Regions from separate parts of the Mus musculus genome. Here region 1 is linked to region 2. The links are chromatin loops, found by intact Hi-C in ENCODE. Cell type or tissue: heart. All regions are shown on one strand. Links, peaks and the distances in the headings refer to the core of each region. The heading gives the core; the rest is flanking DNA.

Evidence for each region. Hi-C counts contacts between places; a loop is a spot of excess contacts. Peaks named below come from ENCODE experiments on the same cell type or tissue, not always from the same donor. Only the 100,000 strongest peaks of a DNase experiment are listed, where the experiment ranks them.
Region 1: a loop joins it to region 2, with 2.2 times the contacts of the local background. A loop is called at or near these places in 4 of 42 quality-filtered maps.

Annotation. Positions count from the first base shown.
Region 1 is chr4:150,441,012-150,452,655 of GRCm38, reverse strand. All of the region lies in intron 4 of Rere (arginine glutamic acid dipeptide (RE) repeats), which reads right to left. It overlaps Gm52709 (a long non-coding RNA gene), which reads left to right. Exons shown (of 2, transcript XR_003955312.1): 2 at 1-11,446. Among named protein-coding and RNA genes, the nearest start is that of Gm52709, 21 kb to the left of the region's middle. In heart, for the core only: CTCF peaks have their summits at 1,562 (motif pointing left) and 5,734; a DNase peak (open chromatin) is centred at 5,835; H3K27ac peaks cover 1,877 bases.
Region 2 is chr4:150,365,268-150,376,911 of GRCm38, reverse strand. The region is part of intron 1 of Rere (arginine glutamic acid dipeptide (RE) repeats); the gene reads right to left. Among named protein-coding and RNA genes, the nearest start is that of Rere, 89 kb to the right of the region's middle. In heart, for the core only: a CTCF peak has its summit at 5,099; DNase peaks (open chromatin) are centred at 3,441 and 4,971; H3K4me3 peaks cover 3,622 bases; H3K27ac peaks cover 3,830 bases.

The DNA.
Region 1 (11,644 bases), core at 1,135-9,134, 76 kb before region 2:
CAGTCCTCACACAGGGTGGGCCTGGGTTAAGCAATGGCGGTGGCAGGAGCACTGGCTGCCTCAGATCCTCTCCAGCCAATGAACGAGACTGAAACAGACTCTCGTAACCCTGTAACTTCTAAGGATTCAGTGGACAGAAATACAATAAAATCAGTATTATGTGGCTCCTGAGGAACATACAGTGTAGTAATGAGGACGTGTGAATGAGATCAGCTACACAGGCTCGCAGGTCCGAATGCTTGGTCACCAGAGTGGCACTATAAGAAGTGTGGCCTTGTTGGGGGAGGTGTCACTCACCTCTGCCTGCTGCCTGTGAGCACAGATGCAGACTCTCAGCTACCTCTCCAGCACCACGTCTGCCCTGAGTGCTCACATGCTGCCCACCATGGCCACAACCGATCAAACCTCTGAAACCGGAGTTTATAAGAGCTGACGTGGTCATGGTGTCTCTTCAGAGCAATAGAACACTGACTAAGACAACTAACTATAATTCTGCTTAGATAGATCAAATCTAAGACTATCTTATAATTGGATCCAGCTACCAGCATAAAGGAAATGCAGAGGGTGGAGGCACAATGCAAATAGTAAAACTCGGGTGGCCAAACCCCTTGATGATCAATAACAAGTAGGGAAAGACCTGACGGATTATATGTAACAGACTTGGACCACTTATCATTGACCAAAAAACCTGTTGCCTAGAAAGCCACATTCAAAAATGAGACATTAAAAAAAAAAAGGACTAGACTACACCGGGGTGTTGGTAATTCTGTAGGGAAAGAAAGGACTGTTACCACAAGGGAACAGGCAGCCAGTAAAGGCCTGAAACAGTTGATTCACGAACTACACAAATGATCTACCTGTGTGTTTGCATCTCTGTGAGCAAAAAGAAATTTAGAAAATATAAAAAGATAAACAGAAGCAAGCACTGACCCTACACTTCACCTGAAAATCTGCTTCTGAGAAGCATCAGCTAGGGCTCTGCTAGCCAGAGAATGCAGGAAAGGGGGCAGACACCTACATCAGCAGTTCCACCAGGGCAAAGGCAAGCTTCCCACCCGACCCTTGCTTCACTGTGGTTTTGTTTTTATTTTAGAGACATTATCTCACAATGTAGCCTAGGCTGGCATTAAACTCTTGGTCCTCCTACTCTCCTAGGGGCTGGAGTTTCAAGCATGAGCCACTATAACCAGTACCACTTCATTCTCATGAGCCCATCTTTAAAATCACCACCAACGATTTCCACCCTATATACATTTCATGAAAGATCACAAGAGGTTCATCTTAGTTTCAAATCTCTTTAAAGTCATCTTTTCACATACTACCTGCATGAAAATAACTTATGTTAGCTCATGAGAATAAACTGTAATGCAGCTCAAAATTAAATGTTTAGTTCTAAGTCATTAAAATAAACAGACATATAAAATCTGATGAAAATGTTCATTTCTGGGCTGGAGAGATGGCTCAGCAGTGAATAGCACTGACTGCTCTTCCAAAGGTCCAGAGTTCAAATCCCAGCAACCACAAGGTGGCTCACAACTATCTGTAATGGGATCTGATGCCCTCTTCTGGTGTGTCTGAAGACAGCAACAGTGTACTCACATACATTAAATAATTCTAAAAAAGAAAAGAAAATACCTATTTCTATAAACTATACCACAGTCTCTTACGCAACTTTAGTCTGCTCTCTGCACTTTCTGTATGGTTTTCACGTGAAATAAATCTCTAATAATTCCCAGGGCCATTACTATTTGGGTGGAGGTCCATGTTTAGGGGATCTGGTTCTGAATGCTGTAATCAAAGTGCCAGTTCCCTACACAGTTCTCCTTTTCCCAGTAACAGATCTTCTACCGTACTGGGGAAGAGCCAAACTCAACATCCAAGCAGCCCAGTGTTGGTCAAGCTATCAAAAGGCTCTGCCCTGTGTCTCCCTGCCTGTGGACAGCCAGTGACTATGAGTCCACTGCAGAGCCATATGTTTACAAAGTACAATTAAAACCCTGAAGGAGTATCAAACCACTTCAACAGTTTCTATCACCCACTCTCCATCTCTGCATTTATCTCACAGAGGATTGGTGATGGTGCAATCTGTGTGCCACATCTGAGTCATAGTAGCCTCAGGGATTGGGTGTGCTGCATATACAGCCTCAGTAGCCATTTGTGACCACAATGAGACCTCCTCGCTGAAGACCAGAGTAGGGAGCAGAAGCCTCTCCACGGAGGCTCACCTTATCTTATGGAACAACAGACAATAACGCTAAAAACCACGCTTACATTATTTGTCACTGTGAAGTTTCCAAAACACAGCATCACAGAGCTTTCTTTCCACATGAGAATAATCCTGAGAAGTAAGCAGGGTGAGTGGTATCTCCACTTGACAGCTATGAAAACCAGTTCCCTAACAGATGAGACAGCTTGTCTCAGTAGCACAGCTAACCGTTTAGAATTAGGAAAAAAGAAGCCAGCTGGGTCCCCTTTCCATGAACAATCTAGTTCTCAGTGAATTGAAATTACCTCATCATGATCATATATAAAACACAATGCAAGCTAGAGATGGGAACTCATAATGACACGAGTCTATACACCACTGGGTAGAAAGATCAACAGAACACCACAGTCAGCTGGGGAAGCCAAAATGACATTGAATGGCTACACTGAGAGTTTGCCACTTTTTGTAAGGCCAGCAAGCATTTTTAAAAAGGAAATGGGAAGACAGAAACTGCAGGTGATTTTTTATTTTATTTATTTGTTTCCTAGAGGGGGCCTTCTATTACCCAGGCTGGCCTCAAATCCTAGGGCTCTGATCCTCTTGCCAAGTCTCTCAGAAGCTGGGAACAGAGTGGCAATGAGGCACACAGGGTTTAGGCTCAAAACAATGTAGCCAGCAATGCAGTGACTGAATTAAAAATGAGTAACACTGAAAACAAACAAACAAAAAAAACCCAAAATCTCAAATACTACCCTGGTTCTAGATAAATCTGTCAAGTAGTAGTATTTCTTAAAAACTGGAAAATTTTGTCATGGCTAATTATAATCTATTGTGTTTCAATATAAACAAGAGATTTCTAAAAAAATAATAATAATAAAAAGAGTCTCAATGACCACCATCGATTAGATTACTGAACATTCTATGCCATTAAGTTATTTACTACTAGAGTCATCCTCACTTCCCCGAGAAACAAAGACAAATTATTAAATAGCAGTCTAGTTAAAAAGAAAAGTCATCTACAATGGTGGACTACTTTAAGCAATCTCCCTCACCTAAATGGGTGTCAGACATTCCATGTGACAAAAAGGACTACGGTATTTCTCAAATCAGTTACTGTTTGCGAGATTCGGGATTAAACAGAAAGGCACTCTTTTCATTACATAAATATTTCCACTACAATAAATACTTTGTTAGAACATTAAAAAACAAGGGAACTACCTTTATTAATATATTACACTTTGCATATTAAACCTTTCATATTTCCCTATTTTTAAGCTAATTAACAAGAAAAAAAGCCGACAGCACACACTAAACTCCTCCAAGGAATAAAAGCTATTGTTTCAAAAACTCTCCCAGGGTCGCTGACAATGGTTTCTTGCAAGGATCATCTCACCTATCTGCTTTTGATTACTTTATGAAGTAATCAAAAGGAAAGGGGTTAGAGAGAGAGACATGAGTGTAGGTGTAGGTGCAGCATTCAAACTCAGCAGCTCAGAACAATATAGGAAAGAATCAAACCACTTCTCCACTAACTGTGCAAACCACAACACAATCCTTACAGCAGCACGAGCAATAGGAAATAGCAATGAGGTAGGACGCAAACTCCAGGAAATCATCAAGTTTCTATTAGCTCAGTGGCCTGTAGACAAGGGTCCCAGCTCCTCCTGGGCATCTGCCAATTTTCCCAGTACCTTCTGGATAAAGACACACAGTTGAGCATAAGTGTAGGGAACACCTGACAAAAGCAAACAGCTACCACAGGGAAGACAAAACAAAACACTTACTATCTGACAGAAAAACCTGCCAGGCCTGTGTATAAAAAGCATCTGTCTGTCCTAGAAAGAAACCTCAGTGGTTTAGAACATGGCTTCTCTTCTAGGGGACTGGGTCCGGGTCCTAAGACCTTTTACTGGCTTACAACCTTATCTAACTTCAGTTGCAGGGAAGCCAACACTCAGAAACACATATGGTGCACAGATATAACACAGAGACAAATCAACCATGTATATAAAATAATGACTTTAAAAAAAATGTTAAAGCAGGCTAAGTAAAACACTGCACGAGTTTAGCCCCAACCTTGGTAAAGTGACTTGGGATTAGAAGTTCAAAGGCAGCCTGTGTTGTATTGTGAAATTTTGATTCCAAAAAGGGAGAAAGAGGGGCTAAAAAGATAGCAGCCTTTAGGACCACTGGCTGTTCTTACAAAGCATCCAGGTTCAATTCCCAGCATCCACAGGATGGCTCACAACCATCTTTAATTCCAGCTTCTCTGACTTCTCTGACCAGGTACTCACATGGTACATAAGCATACATGCAAGCAAAAACATATAAATATTTTAAAAATCAATCTTTAAGAGAATAAAGCATCTATCAAGAGGTAATGTGTAATCATTCCTGGACAACTACACAAAACATGGCAGTTCTCTCTAGAGGGGCAGGAAGCACCTGCATGTAGGAATACAGCTACACTTCTGTAGACTGTAGACTGGCCTAGAAAAAACTGACCCAGGTACAAAAGCTCCTCAGTCAGTATGTCAGATGCAAGTCAATATGACAAAACCTAGAGAACTGAACGGGCCTGTCCCTCTCTTTGAGGGAACCAGGAAGACTTGTGATTTAGCTGGTTCAGCAATAGAGTAGAGTACTTGCCCAGCCCACACAGGATCCTGGGCTCAGTCCCCAGGAAGAAACCCAGTGGGAGTAAGGGAAGGAATTCCCCTTAGAGAGCTGAGTCCAGGTGACACACCATGGAAGCAGTGCAGACACTCAATGCTGGCAGTGTTCAAGTGCACTCAGGACCACAGCGGAAACTGCAATTTCAGCAACCTCTGCAGCCCTACAGACCACGAGCATTACTGGACAAGGCATGAGTCCCTAAAGGGGAGAGTGAGCTGAGATTCACCTCCTACTACTCCTAGCAGTAATTAAAACCATTAAATGAACCATTTAATTCATAATGAGGTACACTTTTAATCTGACACTGCAATTCTGAAAAACAATTGCTTACTTTTAAAAAACTTGTTTACCCAGATCTCTGACATTATAACTCAAACAAGAAGTCAATGAAATGAAAAATATTCCAGGTCCTCTTCTACAAAACTCAACTTCTTGCTCTGACACCATGAAGGGAATCCTATTTCCTTAGGCGCGAGCAGAGGAAGTGCCACTTCATCCAAGTAGTAAATAGATGGATGCCTGGCTGAGCAAGTGCCTTGCTCTCAGTCCTCTGTAAATGTGAGTGGGTGATGTGTCTACCCAGTTAAAATAATAGTCTAAAAAAGCAGGTTGGATATTTTAAATGTACACTCTAAATTACTAAGATAGGATATACAGGGGCCAGTCTGCTGCATTCCTCCACCTGCATTGACTGACTCCACCAACCAAAACACACCCACATTCTAAAGCCAGGCTGGCAGAGAAAACAACTAACCTGCAGTGGGGGTGGACCATGTGGACAGACAGCACACAAGAGACAACAAGACACTTCTCTACCCACCATAGCAATAGACAGACCCATCGGGCATCCCCAACCTTCCAGTGTGAGGCAGCATAGGACACTGGCTAGGTATGAGCCTGGCAAGGTTACAAGTTACACTGTTCACATAAAGCCAACTAAGGTCACCTTGTCCAGGGAAGCCTCAGATCCCCCATACACCACGGCCTCCCTGCGGTGCTGCACATTCCAGACAAGATGCCATGCACACAGGCCACTGCCCCTGCTCTGGATATGCGCATTTCAATGCTTTCTTTCTCTTTCTGCTCTTCCTTGTGCATCTACCTTCCCACTCAGCCAGCTCCTACATAGAGCAGAGAAAAGACTTTAAACTCTGAGCAGTTATCGTAGGTAGCCACCTCTTGCTTTTTGCTCTGTCTGCACTGGCCTTGGCCTTGAGTCCTGTTTCTGCTGGAAATGTCTCTAACTCAGCATTGCCCTTGGAGGGTTAAAACAAAAAACACCTTCTTTTGGCAACAATGGTACCTCCACCAAAAACTATGACCATTACAATACTACCATTTTGAAAACATTGAAGCCATTTGATTTCCCTTTACAGAGAAAGGATTCTAAGTTCCCTCAGGAGATGCAGTGGCCAAGCACACTTGTGCAAGCTTCTGCTCTTCAGAAGCCCCTGGCTTCTTACTTATTACAGCATTGCTCTTTAGTCCCCAGGCCAGGCCTTGAACTTACAGTCGTTCTGCCTTAGCCTTTAAGCAGCTGCTAACACAAGCCTGTACCACCCGTCTAGCCAGCCTGGCTTTCTCCTTAATTTACATCATGAGGCAAGAATTTATAACTTAAACAGCATTGCAGGGTAATGAAATATGTCCAGTGTGTGTGGTGCTTGCAAAGGCTATCACTGAAATAATTTGTCAGCAAGGCAAGAGCTGAAAAGAACAGAAGACAAAGATAAGCAAGGGGTGGGCTAGTTAAGGAATACACAGAGACATATGGACAAAAGGAAATCACAAACCTGTTCAAGAGCACAGTGAAGCGGAAGGGAACTGTCCAAAAGGGATTCTCCAGCTGATTTTAATACAAAGCGCCTCAAAAATCCCCTTCTCCCATGGACGGATCACCAGCCCAGACAAATCCCAGGAAATGAAACGCTAGGAGGGCCACTTACTAACAGCGCAGCCCGGAGTCTGCATTGATTTCTGTTCTCAGCAGAGGGAGGATGTTTGATCTTCAGCCTCACAGCTCAGTGAAAACATCAAGAATTTAAGCACAGCACCTTCCTGACACATGATTTCTCAACAAAAGTAGTCTAGAATTCTCTGCCATTTGTCATCCCTCTCTATAGACTCCTTGGCCTCCTGCATTGCGTCTTCTTACTTGAGCTACTGTAACCATAATAATGTTTCAATTTCTACAGATTAAATAGTCAAGGATCACCTGTTCCTATGTCTCTTATAAATGATTCAATTATGCACTCCGTACATTCCCAGCTATTTGGGTTTTGTTTGTTTGTTTGTTTGTTTGTTTGTGGTTTTTTGTTGTTGTTGTTTTTCAAGACAGGGTTTGTCTGTGTACAACCCTGGCTGTCCTGGAACTCACTCTGTAGACCAGGCTGGCCTCGAACTCAGAAGTCCACGTGCCTCTGCCTCCCGAGTGCTGGGGTTAAAGGCGTGCGTGTGCCCCCACGCCCAGTCCCAGCTACTTGCTGACACGTGTGTGCACATTGAGACTTGCTGACACGTGTGTACACATTGAGACTGACCATCAAAATGGAAACAAGTCACGGCACCAGATAAAGCAAACCCAAAGCCTTATTCAATTGTGCAAAACAAAACACGGTGCTTTCTTTATTGTACCTTATAAGTGGGACAGACGCTCGACTCAATTTCTCAGCAACCAAAATTATAAACATAAAGTGCAAGTCTCTCCCAACCCAGCCAGGAGACAGTATGAAGCAACCAAGTCACCCACCTCCTGTCAGGGACAACCAATGCTCAATATCTGAGGTGGGCCAAGGAACTGCTGTCACTATATAAAGTGAATTTTAAATTATAAACATTCAACAAATTAATATTTTGGAGTGATCAACTCAATAAAGTTCAGAGCTATTAAGAATTTGACTATAAGCTGGGCACTGGTGGTATACACCTTTAATCTTAGCACTCAGGAGGCAGAGGCAGGTGGATCTCTGAGTTCGAGGCCAGCCTGCTCTATAAATCAAGTTCCAGGACAGACAGGGCTCCACTGGGAAACCCTGTCTTGAAAAGCAAAACAAACAAGCAAACAAGAGATTATAGTTTGGCATACTGGCACACATCTTTTATTCCCAGCACTCAGGAGGCAGGCAGAGACAGATGGATCTCTGTGAGTTTGAGGCCAGCCTGGTTTATACAGTGAGTTCTACGACAGCCAGAGCAACATAGTGAGACCTTATCTCAATTAAAAAACAAAGAAAGAAACATACAGGAAACTGACTATAAATAAACCTTACACAGCTGAGCTTAGTGGTACAAGCCTTTGATCCCAGTACTTGGGAGGGAAAGGCAGCAGATCTCTGTGAATTTGAGGCTAGCCTGGCTTATACAGTTGGGAGGGGGAGGTTGGAGAATAAAAGCTTACATGCAGTAGCAGGCAAATGCTAGCCAGTGGAGCTGACCATGCAGCAGCACACTGCCAGGCAAAGGCCAAATCACTTCATACAAATAACACAGTCACAGTGGTAAAAATAAAGAGCAACAGAGCCCAGCGTGGGGGCAGTGTCGTTGGCACAGGACATGGACGTGCTCCCAACAGCTTGAGCTAAAGCCATCCAGTTATCACAGGCAACTATTTACTTCAGAAATAAATACCAGCCTACCCTAACTGAATTAATGTTGGTTCTGAGGGTTCTTTTAATTTTGAAGTTTGATTTGAAATTAACTTATAAATTGCCCTTCACAGTAAGCACAAAGATTACACTTACTTTAAATGTTGGGGAAGTCAGTAGAAGCAAACCAGCAATTCTTGAGGCAGGACTGGGAGAGACTTAGAACCAGGGCCTGACCTGTTCGGCAAGCCCCCTATTACAGAATTTATACCCGCAGCCCTCTCGGAACAATGGTTTTCTCCTACCTATGATATGTTCATGGTTGTACTTCACTCAGTCGGCTGGTTATCAACCCACATTCCCAGAATCTTTTGGGGCGCTCTGAGGCTGACTCTATGACTACTGAATTCTTCACCATCACCATCATCATCATCACCACCATCATCACCATCATCACCATCACCACCATCACCATCATCACAGCTGCTGCTGCAGTTTCACAAGTGAACAAACTGAGGCTCAAGGAAATGAAGTCTGTGATTACAGAACAAAGCACTTCCAGCAAGACTGAGTCGATACTACAGTATCAAGAGTGAAAGGTATGATTTAACTGCTATGGGGGAATCATTTCTAATGAAAACCACAAGTAACCCCCACCCCATGGCTCCCACCAGAGAGCACTAAGATGCAGCAGCTGAGCAGAGGACAAGGCACGGATGGCAAGCAGGACTGAAGAAGGATTCTGGGGAGGATCGACCCCACAGAGGAAGAGGGGCCCAGAACCCAGCACAGCAAGGTAAGAAAGGAGAAGATGAGGTCAAAGAATCAGGCTCTTTTCTGCATCTCAGAGCTGCAAACTGAGCTTTACCGTCCATAAACCTGCAAGAAAACAGACAACTCTTCCACCACTGGCCAGAATCCCATTTCCTTTGTTTTTGTTTGTTGTTGTTGTTTGTTTTGTTTCCTTTGAGACAGGGTTTCTCTGTGTAGCCCTGGCTGTTCTAGAACTACCTTTGTAGACCAGGCTGGTCTGAGATCTGCCTGCTTTTGCCTCTGGGAATGCTGGGATTAAAGGCGTGTATCACCACCACCACCCTGGCCAGAGAATCCATTTCTATGAAGCACAGCTCTAAAAATGATTCCAGAAATCCTACTGAACTCATTAAACAAAAAACTTAAGAAGAGTTTTTGTCACCTATACAGCTTTGTAACCATCAATCAACAGAAAGCTGTCCCGAGAAATCTCCCTCATGACTTCCACAGGCCTTCTTTAAACACAGTCTCTAAACAGTCAAGTAAAATTTATTTCCATTGCTTTGAAAAGGGGAAAGCAACAAATTGCCAGCTTACATTAAACAGGTAACAAAAATAAAGGATTAAAGTAGACTGATCCATATTGCTAACAACAAAAAGTCAATCTAAGAAATCAACATGAGTACCAATATTTAACTCTTTCCAGGCTGAGCAGGCTGTAACACACCTGAAAAGAACTAGTGCTAGAGACAATGACCCAGACACAGCTTTAGCAGAACCACCAAAGGTCAGACAGCAAGCAGCAGGGTTAAAAGAGATTGTTCTTAAAAAAAAAAGACTGGAGTTCAGGTCCCAGCACCCACAGTAGGCATATCATCTGTAACTCAGCCTTCAGAGCCCCTGACACCCTCTGTGCACATGTATACACTCATGTATATACACACAAATAAAAATAATATGTAACCTTTAAAAAAAAATAAATGGTGAGCCTGGCATGTTGGTACGTGTGCCTCTAGTCAAAGCTAACTGGGAGTCTGAGGAAGGAGGATGACTTGAGCTCAAGAGGTAAGCAACAGCCTGGGCAATCCAATGAGACCTCGTCTCAACAACAACAACATAACCGGTGTACAGGCGCATATGAACCCCTGCAACCGTCAATGCTGATGGTCGATCTGAAGGATCTAGCATCGCCTAGGACAGAGGCCTCTGGGGTATCTGTGAGTGAATACCTAGATTAGGATAACTCAAGTGAGAAGACAGCCCTGAATGTAGGCAACAGCACTCCATGGGCTCCAGGCCCAGATTGCAGAAATGGGAAAGCTGGCCGGCATGGCATTCACTACTCACTGCTCCCGACCATGGATGCTAGGAAGCCAGATGCCTCGAGCTCCTGTCGTCAAGACTTTCCAACTACAATGAACAACACTCTCATGTGAGCCTTCCGTACAATGCTTTATTTGGAGTGTTTTCTCACAGCAACAGATACAGTAGCCTGTCTTTTAGAACATCCCTAAGAGGTCAAGGAAAGTAGCACGGGGTTAGTGGAAAAACAATAACCTACCACAAAGGAGCTGTGCTGTGACCTGAGAGGCCCCTCACTGAACAGGGGACTGAAAACCCCCACTCTGCTGCTGTGCATCAGTTTCTTGCTGCATATGCAGAGAAAGCTAAACTACAGTGCAATGAATGTTCTCCTATAAAATTACATAACGAAAGTAGATATTAGCAAAGATGTCTGGTGCATCATGAGAAGGAACACTGACCACTTTGTCTGCAACCCTGTGATCAATTTTCTCTCTTAGCAGCTCTCTCATTACACTATACTAGATCTGTGTGCCGGCAAAATTTATAGGGGCTCCACATGAGGATGGGGGTCTACCAACTGGATCCAGCAAGAATGACTTTGGCAGCACAAAACACCATTAAAGAACAATCAATACAATTAGCCTTATGCAGCAGCATCTGACTAAGAAAGAACGATCATCATGTTATTGACTCTTCTCCAATCTCCACTGATAAAGTCATCCAAGGACTCCACTAATAATGCATTTATTTAAATCCTCAGTGGATGCAGAGAAATGGCAATACTGATCATCACTAAGGCTAATATAGAAAGTTTACTAAAACTCAGTGTAAAACGGGCAGATTTAAAATCCATTCAGCATATCCTGATGAGAACCACAGTAAATAAAAGTGTCTAATAACGTCACATTGACTAGAACAAATACATAAATCAGCCTAAAGATATGCCATTATTTCTCAGATATATAAAAGAACAATATGTCTAAGACTGAAGTTTTACAAGTAAGCAGTCAGAACACCATTGATTTTCTTCCTTTAAGATGTAAATTCTCTGGCTCTGAGGATTTTACCCACTATAGCAGGTCCTACTTTCCACTGTATGTGCTTATTATCACAAGAAATC
Region 2 (11,644 bases), core at 1,575-9,574:
ACCACAGTTATAGAGTTACACTGAGCTTTTACGTGGGTGCTGAGGCTTGAACTCAGGTCTTCATGCTTGTGCAACAAGCACTTTTCCCTATGAGCCATCTCACCTGCCCCACTTATAATGACTTTTAAATGCCTGCATACTCCTTGTATAGACAGATTATGATTCAAACATTTCATTTCCAATACTAGAAGCTTAAAACTGGCAAATCACTATATTTATTTAATGTCTGTTTTGATGGTTGTTTTTATTCTTTTCTTCTCAAATCCTCTTCCTCTTTCTGTATTTGAGAGATGAGTCAAATTGTATAAATGGTGGCTAAGAAATCCTTCCATTGACATGAGAAATGCATTTTTATCACACAAGGAAAAGCAAATCACTTAAGAAGTAACGCTTAATTGTGCTGTGTTTCAAAAACAAAACACTGCCATGCTCATGGATTAGCTTGGTTTTTTATTGTTTGATGATTGGGTTTTTCCTTCTCTTGTCATTGAAACAGTGTCTCAACTCTCTAGCTCAGGCTAGCCTGGATCTCACCATGAAGTGAAACAGTGTCTCAACTCTCTAACTCAGGCTAGCCTGGATCTCACCATGAAGTGAAACAGTGTCTCAACTCTCTAACTCAGGCTGCCTGGATCTCACCATGAAGTGAAACAGTGTCTCAACTCTCTAACTCAGGCTGCCTGGATCTCACCATGAAGCACAGACTAGCCTCAAACTTCAGAATCTTCCTTCCTCCACCTCCTAAATTGAAATTACAAGTGTAAGCCACCATCATCAGCCAGGTTATCTCCTATTTCACCAATTACTATGTTCTCTTTTCTTCTCCTTCTCCTTCCACTGCACTGCATGGTGAAGACAGGGACTCTGCACGGCAGCACTTTCTGCACCGTGCATGCAGTAAGCCAGGTCTATCCTCAGCACTTCTGTGGAGTACTAAGCTTTGACTATGGTTGGTCTATTAGAACCTTACTCCCCAGTGCTGTTGTGCTGGAAGGGCCTAGAAGAAATTAACTGAGTTATGTATGAGTGGATTGATGAGAAAAGGACTAATTTTCTGAAAGCTGCCCAACTCCTGCCCTCCCCATGCCTTGCCCTGCCCTGCACACTCCTACCCACACCTGCTCACTCCTGCTCAATCCTGCTTACCCCCATTTCCTTTCTAAGCTTTTGGACTTCAGCTTCTGAACAAGGCTGTTACCAGGACATGGGCCAAATAAACCTCTAATTGTTCTGATTTACTCATTCTAAGCAAGGCATCATGCCACGAACCTCTAATGCCAACCCTCAGAGGTGGAGGCAAGAAGATCAGGAATTCTGAGCCAGCCTGCACTTCATGATACTCTGTCCCAAAACCAGTAATAACTAATTAAAAAGTTAATTGGAGCTAGAGAAATTAAGAGCACTCACTGGCTCCTCTTCCAGAGGACCTGGGTACATTTCCCAACACCCACACAGTAGCCTCCATCTGTAAATCTAGTACCAGTAAATCAAATGCCCTCTTCTGGCCTCCGTAGGCAGCAGGCATGCATACAGTATACAGACAGACAGACCGACAGACAGACAGACTGGGGTGGGGGAGGAGCCCGAAGTAAGTAAATTATTCAGCAGAGCATGACATCACACACCCTTTAGATAGACTCACTGCTTTCCTATTGAGCTAATAAGAGTCTGTCGGTTTTTCTGATAATTAAATGTCAGCATTACTGTTTTAATGTTTTTCATTACAAATGTTATCTGTCACAGATACACTGGCCTTTAAAGGACAAGCCTAAGGCTTCACTCACTATTAATGTTTATATCCAAAGACCTGTGTCAGTAATAACAAACATCTAGCAGAAGGACTTGTGAAATATTCTGTTCAGCTTGGACCTAGGGCACACCTCTTCTGTTTCCATTTTAACTCAGCAGTCTCTAGCTGTCAACATCAATCTTTCAGTTTTCCTCAATCAGATACATACTCTTATTTCCTCACCCCAAGTTATTTCAAGAATCCACTGCTCTGATCATGTAAAAAGAATGTCTATCCAACCTAACCTTCTCTACCGCCCACAGCAGCACAGTAAGAAGATCCCACAGAGCCTTGATTTATAAGCACACTGGCCATCGAGTCTGCTGCTGTGGCTATGCTCCCGACAGTCTTAGAAGCCCATGATATCAGTGCTGCACAGACTATCGTTTCACCAAGATGACAACGGTAAAAAGACCCAGGCAGAGAAAGGGGCCAGTCTAATTACAATCTGTCCCTCAGCCTTCAGAGCCTGACTTCATCACAGGCCTATAAGACAAAGATTTATGTGTATTCAATCTTAAATCTTGAGAAAATACTTTTTAATAACTTGGTACCAGTGACACATTTTAAATTTACATTAGTAAACTCACGCCCTCAACAGAAACACCTCTAACTCTTCTAGGACTCGCCCAGGCAGAGCCCTGGGCATCATCTCTTCTCAGGGTCTCTGGTGAAGTGAGAGAGATAAAAGACAAAGAGGAAACAGTCTAGTTAATGCCACTGATGCTAACATTTGTTTTGAGTTTCACAAAGTAACACTAGAGAACAAAGACTCCCTTCGTCCTTATTTTTTAAACAATATATTGACTTCCTGTTATAAAATCTTGTTTTCCACTGGCTTCTTGGACTATAGAATACCAGGCAAAAACCTTCTGACCTTGGGAAATAATGGTAAATATAAAGCCTATTAACAGTCAATGTTCCTCAAAACCAAAAATAAATTTCTCACAAGTATAAACTGTTACAGGAACAAATAAAACCTTGTTTTGTTTCTATCATTTGCTGAAAATCAATCATGGTGGCAATGGGTGAGGGATTAAGAAACAACCAGGCAAATTCACAAAAGCTCTAAAAATGATAAAACTACCCTGCAGGAACTGCCAGTGCTGCCTGACCTAACAGCTGTACACAGTCGCACTGATTAAAATGAAAAGCCGGTCTGCATCACACACGGGCGTTCACTGAACCCTCCTGCCAAGCTGCCACAGCTCGCCACCACACTCTTCCCTGCTCTGGCCTATAATATAGAAAGTAAATCAGGCGCAGCTGAAGGTTATCTAAATGCTCTCTCCCCCACCCCTCACAGAAATTATCACATCCATACAGACCAGAGCAGGGTCCTGTGGACTATTAAAAACACTACACAAAGGAAGTAGAGCCACATTACATCAGCTCTTGCCTCAATTCATAAATGTAAAACCTCAAAACAAGGCAAATATCTAAAAGCCTTTTTCTGGAAATCTCGGGATGAATTAACGTGGGCTAGGTCTTTAAATATATTACTGAATGGGCCTCATTGATGCATCCCGTTCAGAAGCCAAGGGGAGAGGAACATGTAATCTTAGTCAATTTTATCATGCACGGAGATCAAATAACACTTCAGGAGCAGCCTGCCAAAGGCAGTGCCTGCCAGAGCACAATGAGCACTCAAGGGCTCTGGAGTGAGAAGCATCATCCACGGCCCCAGAGAGCCTTACAGAATAGTTTCAACACTACTAAATTAGAGCTGGCAAAAAAACAAACGCAGACTCCTAAGAGCCCACACACCACTGTGGAGTCACCGTCAGGCATCTGCACACCTGCCTCCTGTTATTTTCCTAGGCAATGTAAATACTCTGAAAGGCAACGGTCTTTTCCTGCCTGAGTCTACATATGCTTAAAAAGGAAGCGCTAGCTGTGCCTCTGGAAATAATTGCCAACAGAATGGATAGGATATTGTTCCCATGTGTAAGGAAGGTCTTAAATCATGTCTACTTTAAATTTGGAGTTCCCTGGGAAAAAGGAACAAAAACTCAATACCACACATTGGCAGAGTTTAAGGTCTTTGTCAACTCTGTTCACAGCTTTTCCTTAAATGTCTCAATCCTGAAAGCATCCAGGAACACAATTTCAAAGGGAAGATGTAATCTCATTGACCCCCATGTTTATTCACATACCATTTCTGAGATTGCCATATGGCTGAGAGGCCTCCAGCCAAACAATGCCCCTACAGTCAGTGCCACATGTGTGCCAGGAACTCTTAAAGACTGGGAGTAAGACAGTGTTACAGGCGGTTCCCCACCCCCACCCCCCAGTAAAAATTAAGTGGTTAAGCAGGTCTCATAGCAGCACAGGACTTCTGAACAAGCAAGGTGGTGGGGAACGAACGAACACACACACACACACACACACAGAGAGAGAGAAAGAGAGAGAGAGAGAGAGAGAGAGAGGGAGAGAGAGAGAGAGAAATTTAAAGTAAATGTAATTGTTATCAAGAGCCCTGTACTGCAGTTATTTTGGTCAAAAAGCAAATCACGGGTGATCAGCATTTTGTTATTACCAAATCCATTAAATTCATTTTATTTTTGAACTTATATTTACTCGCCAGCAGGCAGTGAAGTTTCAACTAAAACAGCTTCTTGTACATTACAGACTGCTCATCCTCAAACAGGCTTTACTTTCAGAAGGAAAAAAACAAACATACTCAAGAAACATTTTCAAACTGCCTTTCCCCTGCCCCGAAGACGTTTACTATTTGGTTTACTTTGGTTGAAATTTCCAGTGCTGCGAACTATCATAAAGAAACAAATTCCAACTGGAATGTAATGGGACACTTCAAAAACCAACTCCCCATTCCTAACACTCACGACACCAGGTCACCTCTCAACGCCCACGCGACACTTGTCTGTCCAACTTCCAGCCGGAGACTTGCGTCCCCTCGCCGCACAGGGCCGCCGGCCACTTGCCCGTGCGGCTGGGCCAGTCCTCCTCCTCCTCCTCCTCCTGGGGCGCGGGATCCCGCAAACCCCAGGGCGAGAGCCAGGCGGGCGGAGCCAGGAGGCCGGCAGGGCTGGGCGGTGAATTGCACCTCCAAACAAAAGGAGGCCGGGCGCCGGCCGCGCGGGTGGGTCCGGGCTGCTACAAGCGCCGGCCCTCGGCTGGGGATGCGCTGGGCCCACGGCCACAGCGCTCACTCGAACTCCTTGAGCCCCGGCGGCCTGGCCAGCACCGCCACGTGCCTGTGACCCAGACTAGAGAGAAAGAGCCGCCTGAGCGCGACGGCGGCCAGCAAAACCCGGGCTGGAACGAGGCCGGCTCTGCACGCGCCCAGGCCGCCACCATGGGGCTAGCACACACAATGCCCGCCGCAATTGTAGCTCCTTCCTTGCCCCGCCACCCTCAAGTTCCCCCAATCCTCCCAGTGTTCCCAACAGCCGGAACTGCAAGGCTGCGTGATTGATGGTAGCTCTTAATAGCGTGGTCAGCTAGAAAATGCATCTGCAAGCAAGACATTAAAGAGGCAGCGCATTCCCGATTGTGATCAGCAGTTTACACATCCTAGTGCAGCCTCAGCTTCAACAAGGAATACTAATGCTAAACCACCTTGATGCCTAACAAATGCAGATGACACAACCAAGGTCCACAGACAACCAAACACTTGCTTTCAAAGACCACAGGAGAGCAGCACTGTTTGGTGGCAAACATTTCTGACCCCCATTTTTCTTATAATTTAAGAATTTCTCTAAGTGACTTAATTAAATCTCTCCCGACCGTTTCCAAGAGGAATTAAAGATCCATCTGCTACAAAAAATGTAGGCTAAGCTGGGCTTGATCGAAACTCACCTAATAAAGCCAATAAAATGCACATTCTTTGTCATGTGGCTTTAAATAAACAACTCATCGGCTAGATTCAAGGCTTCATCATTAACTCAACTTGTAAATTCATCTGAAGAGAATTATCGACTGATAATTTCAAACTACTTCCTTCCCCAACTCCCAAAGAAGTCTGCTCAAAACATTATCAACTTGATAAATTTTATTAAAATTAAATCTAACTTTACTTATACCATGTACGCTACTGCTTAGTAGTAATAGCAAAGATTGTTTGGTCCTTATAAATAAAACATTCCAGGAATTTTTAAGAACTCCTAAAAGAATATGGATTTAAAGTACAGACATAGCTATTGACCCAAATGAAAGAGCAGCAGCTCCACATTTAAATGGCCACTCGGTGACTTCACCCGTGCACCTTTCCCCTTCCAGCAAGTTTGCTCAAATGGTTTTATGCACGTTAATTCAACTTCTAAAGGCAGAATACATTTTCTAATTTACTGGGTATCTTTTTAGGCAGAGAATTTTAGACAGGATTAAAGTAATGTTTTTTCCAAACTGCTTAAACAAAGTAGAAGGAAGAAGGTAAGGGTAGAATTCAGAGGCTCTCCCTTGTTGGCACCAATCATGAAGCTGACATGAGAGGCCAAACCTACTCCATCTCAGAACAAGCTTCCATCTTAAAGAAAAGAAAAATAGCCTGAAAACTTCACCTGCAGCAGAGCCCAAGCTACACCAGAGTACCAAGAAGGGCCCCCTTGGCTTGTCCTTGGCCAGAGTTACTCCCTAGCTACTTCCTAACAACAGTTAATCAAAGATCAGTCTGATTGTTTCAGACGTACTTTCAGAGCATCTGTGATTATATACAGCCGCTTCAGAGCACTCAACTGTCAGCTTACAGTCATTCTATGTAGATGCTTGCCAGACTGGACCCCCTCATTTGCTCCTATTTTCCTATAAAAACTTGTCCTGCAGAGGGAAGGAGGCAGCTCCACCTTCCCATCCTGTCCTGCTGTGTCAGGATTTGGTTGGAGGAGAGCCCAAGCCTGGGCTTGTAATAAAGAGACCCTAATGCTTTTACATCAGAGACAGCTCCTTGGTGGTCTTTTGGGGCTCATGAACGCTTCCTAGCACAACAACATGAAAGACCACCTTTGGGAATGGAGAGATGCCGCAGAGGTTAAGATGACTGCTCTTGCAGAGGACCCAGGTTTGATTCCCTGCACCCAGAAAGCAGCTGATGACTGTAACAGAAGTACCAAGTGATCTGACACCTTCTCTAGTCTGCAGCAGACATACACACGTGTAAAACACTCATACACATAAAATAAAAATAAAATTTAAAACTTTTGGGCAGGGGGAGAAAAACCATCTAGGTTTACAAGGGCAATCTTGCTCCAAGTAACTGCAATAACTTCCGAGAGCTGACGGAGCACAACACCTCTGTCGCCCTGCAAGGTGGCCATGGGCAGTACACACTGGAGCGGCTCTGCAGTGTGAACCTACATCTGCCACAGCTCCACTAAAACGCCACTCTTCAATGAAACCATCCTAAGACCTGAAAATCTGCTTCATAACTAAGTGGCTCTGAGTTAATCTCCATATATGTCAGAGATCAACCAATCCCAAAGCCTACCTACAAAAGCTACTCCTGTACTTAGACACACTTCCAATCTCTAGCCAGATAAATCCAGACACAGCAAAGCCTATAGAGGATTTGCTCCCCATAACTCACAGAAACTTACAGAGAATATACAAAATGAGGAAATAGAGTCACTGCCCATAAATCAAATATTCACAACAGATGTCTGTGTGCTTAGCACCAAGTATCTGGTGAGGGCCAAACAAAGCTTTTCTGACAGGCCCGTTGTCTAGAAGGGCCGGTTAACAGTGAGTCTGAAAACAGTCAGTAAGAATAACTGAACTTGTACATTCCAAGCTCCTGCTACACCAGCCTCTGGGAGTCCTGTGAGCCTTGATGGCACACTATTTTAAATTTTTGTTATCTGGGGAGGGGTGCACATGCACACATATAAAGGTCAGAGGACAACTTGGCAGAAATTGGCTTTCTTGTTCCACCATGTGGGTCCTGGAGATGGAACTTAGATGGTCATTAGCTTGGCAGAAAGTACTTTAAATCACTGAGCCACCTCAGAAGTGGCTTTTACAGAATTTGATGACACAAATCTTTGGCTCTTCTTTTGTAGACTCTTACCATCCACCCATAACCAGAGTGCCCAGTTACACCAATCTTTCCATTTCCCTAGCATCAGATTTCTACAATAAGCCTACCCTACTTCTTTCACTATAATAGAAAGAATCTCCTAGATGCCCCTTTCATATGATCAGCATCTCAAATAACAAGCTTCCAGCAAATTAGTGTATCTTCTCTCAGCCTGTAAAAGTCTAATAAAGGTGCTGGTAAGATACTCAATGATCAAGAGCACTTGCACTAACTCTGACAACCTGAGTTCAATACTTGGGACTAACACATAGAAAAGAACTGACTTGCCAGGATGTCTTGCCAGGATGTCTTTTGACCATCCCAAGTGTACACATGGCACAGATGTGTTCCACCACAGAGTAAAATGTTAGAAGAGAAGGGGGGAAAGCCCAATAAGAAGCAAGATTTTCCACCCATGTTATAATGATGCAAACATTGGTCCTAAAGTGATTTACATAGACTCTGAGGCCCAACTTGTATCCTATTTGCAAGGACAGGCTTTTTAAGAGTTAATGAGGAGCTAGGAGTGATAGCATATGATTTTAACTCCAGCACTAGAAAAACAGAGGCAGGCAGGAAACCTGATCTACATAGTGAATCCTAAGCCAGTTAGAGCTACATAGTGAGACCCTCTCCCAAAAACACTAAACCAAAAGCAAAGAGTTAGTGAGATCCAGAAGCCACTATTAATTCAAAATCAGCTCTTGCTACTTCTGACATTTAGGCAATAGATACTCATATTGAGCAATGTAAACAGAATACAAAATTTTGAAAGCACTTTGTGCACATATTCAGTCTTCCAAATTTCTCTTATATATGACTGTGTTGCAAATTCTGCTCAAAGAAAGAGTAGTGCAATGAATTTTTTAATTTTTTTATTAGATATTTTCTTAATTTACATTTCAAATGCTATCCCGAAAGTCCCCCTATACCCTCCCCCCCCCCCCGCGCCCTGCTCCCCTCCCCACTCACTCCCACTTCTTGGCCCTGGCGTTCCCCTGTACTGGGGCATATAAAGTTTGCAAGACCAAGGAGCCTCTCTTCCCAATGATGGCCAACTAGGCCATCTTCTGCTACAAATGCAGCTAGCGACACGAGCTCTGGGGGTACTCATTAGTTCATATTGTTGTTCCACCTATAGGGTTGCAGACCCCTTCAGCTCCTTGGGTAATTTCTCTAGGTCCTCCACTGGGGGCCTTGTGTTCCATCCTATAGATGACTGTGAGCATCCACTTCTGTATTTGCCAGGCAGTGGCATAGCCAAACAAAAGACAGCTCTATCTGGGTCCTTTCGGCAAAATCTTGCTGGCATATGCAATAGTGTCTGCTTTTGGTGGCTGATTATGGGATGGACCCCCCGGTGGGGCAGTCTCTGGATGGTCCATCTTTTTGTCTTAGCGCCAAACTTTGTCTCTGCAACTCCTTTCATGGGTATTTTATTCCCTATTCTAGGGAGGAATGAAGAGTGAGATGAATTTTGTGTTCACTTTTTCCTCTATTTTCCCTGTCATAGAAGTCTATTCAAAGGCTCTTTTGACTAAAAGCTCCCGGTAGTGATCAGAGACCATTCCAAGCCTACCTCCACATCACTCAAAGCAAAGGCTTTGCCTTATACCTAATTGATAGGCGTTTGCAATTAAGGCATCTGCAGAAGAAAATAAGAGTTAATATAGGGGGCTGGAGAGATGGCTTAGTGGTTAAGAGCACTGACTGTTCTTCCAAAGGTCCTGAGTTCAATTCCCAGCAACCATATGGTGGCTCACAACCATCTGTAATGGGATCTGAGGCCCTCTTCTGTTGTATCGGAAGACAACTACAGTGTACTCATATAGATAAAATAAATAAACAAATCTTTAAAAAAAAAAAAAAAGAGCTAATATAACAAAACTACACATTTTTCAGGAGTTTTAGCACACAACAAAGACTGTTGCATGGTATGAGTGAAACAGTGCTAGGTATGCCCAGCCTCACGAGACTTGCTATCCACGACTGCTCTCAGCACTGCACAGGGCAGCACTTGATGCCTACAGTATCTCCTTCTGGCCACATCAGGTATCACTTCCTTTTGCACTAAGCTCCACTCCACACCATATCCAGTTCCTGGTTTCCTAACAACCTTCACCTATCATCAAAACAACCCTGTCAAGTTGAATACCATTAAGAGATAATGAGAGGAGACTGCAGATGCAGCTAGGAGCAAAGCATTCCATACTCTACAGGCCTCAGCATGCAGCCAAGTGAGCTGGCATCTGACTTTATCCTAGCAGTTATAATTAAATCCAAAGTCTACTAAACTAACATTAAAGCTATGACCAGGAACTGCCCACAGGGAAAATACGAAGCACACTCTGTCAACAGCTAAACAGGGCCCATGTTATTAAAGACTCTCAACTTCCTACTACTGCTCCATGTCTATCCTCTCCACACACTGCTCTGCCGTAGCAAAGAAGAATCTTAACTGCATCTTAGAAAGACGGGAGGTTTGGCTACTCCTCAAGACCAGGAAAGAGGAAGAAAGGTTATATTATTTAATGTAACATTTTAAACGATGGCCAACAACATCATCAACAACCACTAACTAGGGAAGACAGTGAAACTTTGTAATCCCAGCATTTGGAAGATGAGAGAAAGAGAACCACAAGGTCAAGGTTAACCTGGACTTCATGAACTCCTGTAGGGGGAAAAAAAACAAAACAAACAAACAAACAAACAAAAAAAAAACCTAGAAAAACAAAATACCCAAGTCAAGCAAGCACACATTAACTGAATCAGTTCTCTAGTACCAGTCAGTAAGGGAAATTTTGAAAAAATATTACTACGTAGAATATGGACTTATTCTCAAGTATGGTAGCATAGGCCTTTAATTTTAGCACTAAGGAGGCAGAAGCAGTCACATCTCTCTGAATTTCAGGCCAGCCTGGTGTCATAGCAAATTCCAGGACAGCCATGGCTAAAGATACCTTGTTTCAAAAAATATAAACAAACAAACAAACTCGGCAGTGCTAACTTTAAAAATGAGTAAAAGGGAAAAAATAAAGAAGCCAGGAATGGTGACACATATCTGTAGTCCCAACTCTTTGAAGGAAGAGGCAAAAGGAACTCTGCAAGTTCAAGCCCAGTCTGTGCTATAAGGTGAGACTTGTTTCTCAATTAATTAATTAACTAATTTTAAGGGGAAAGATCATTATTTACTGTAAGTATTTTCCCCAGATTAAGAGATCATGTCTTCAATTTGAACGCTGAATTGCTTCTATGTGTATAAGTCCGCCAGGCACCCACAGAAACCAGGAAAGTCAGGTGCTCTGAAGGTAGAGGCCCAGCAGTTATGGGCTACGCTATGTAAGTCCTAGGGACTAACCCAGGTCCTCTGCAAGAGCAGTAAGTGTTCCCAATCACTGAGCCATCTCTCCAGCCCCTTAACACCTTTTTTCTTTTTAAACCTAGAAAAGTTGTATATACTTTATGAAATAAAATGTATTAAGTTGCTAGGCAGTAGTGGTGCAGGCCTTTAATCTCAGCACTAAGGAGGCAAAGGCAGGCAGATTTTTTAGTTTGAGGTCAGCCTGGTCTACAGCGAAAGTTCAAGGACAACCAAGGATGCATAAAGATGCCCTATCTCAAAACAAAGCAAAACAAAACAAAACAAGAAATTTTAAGTTTTTCTAATATATGGTCTTATGGCCACATATTAGTTAAGTTTATATAAATTAGCTTTCTTCTTTCCAAGCTACCAAAATGTCACCAACTTGGAAAATCTTAACAGTTTTCAAAAAAACAAAAACAAAACACAAAACTGTATTTCTTTTTGAAGTTCTTTTAGA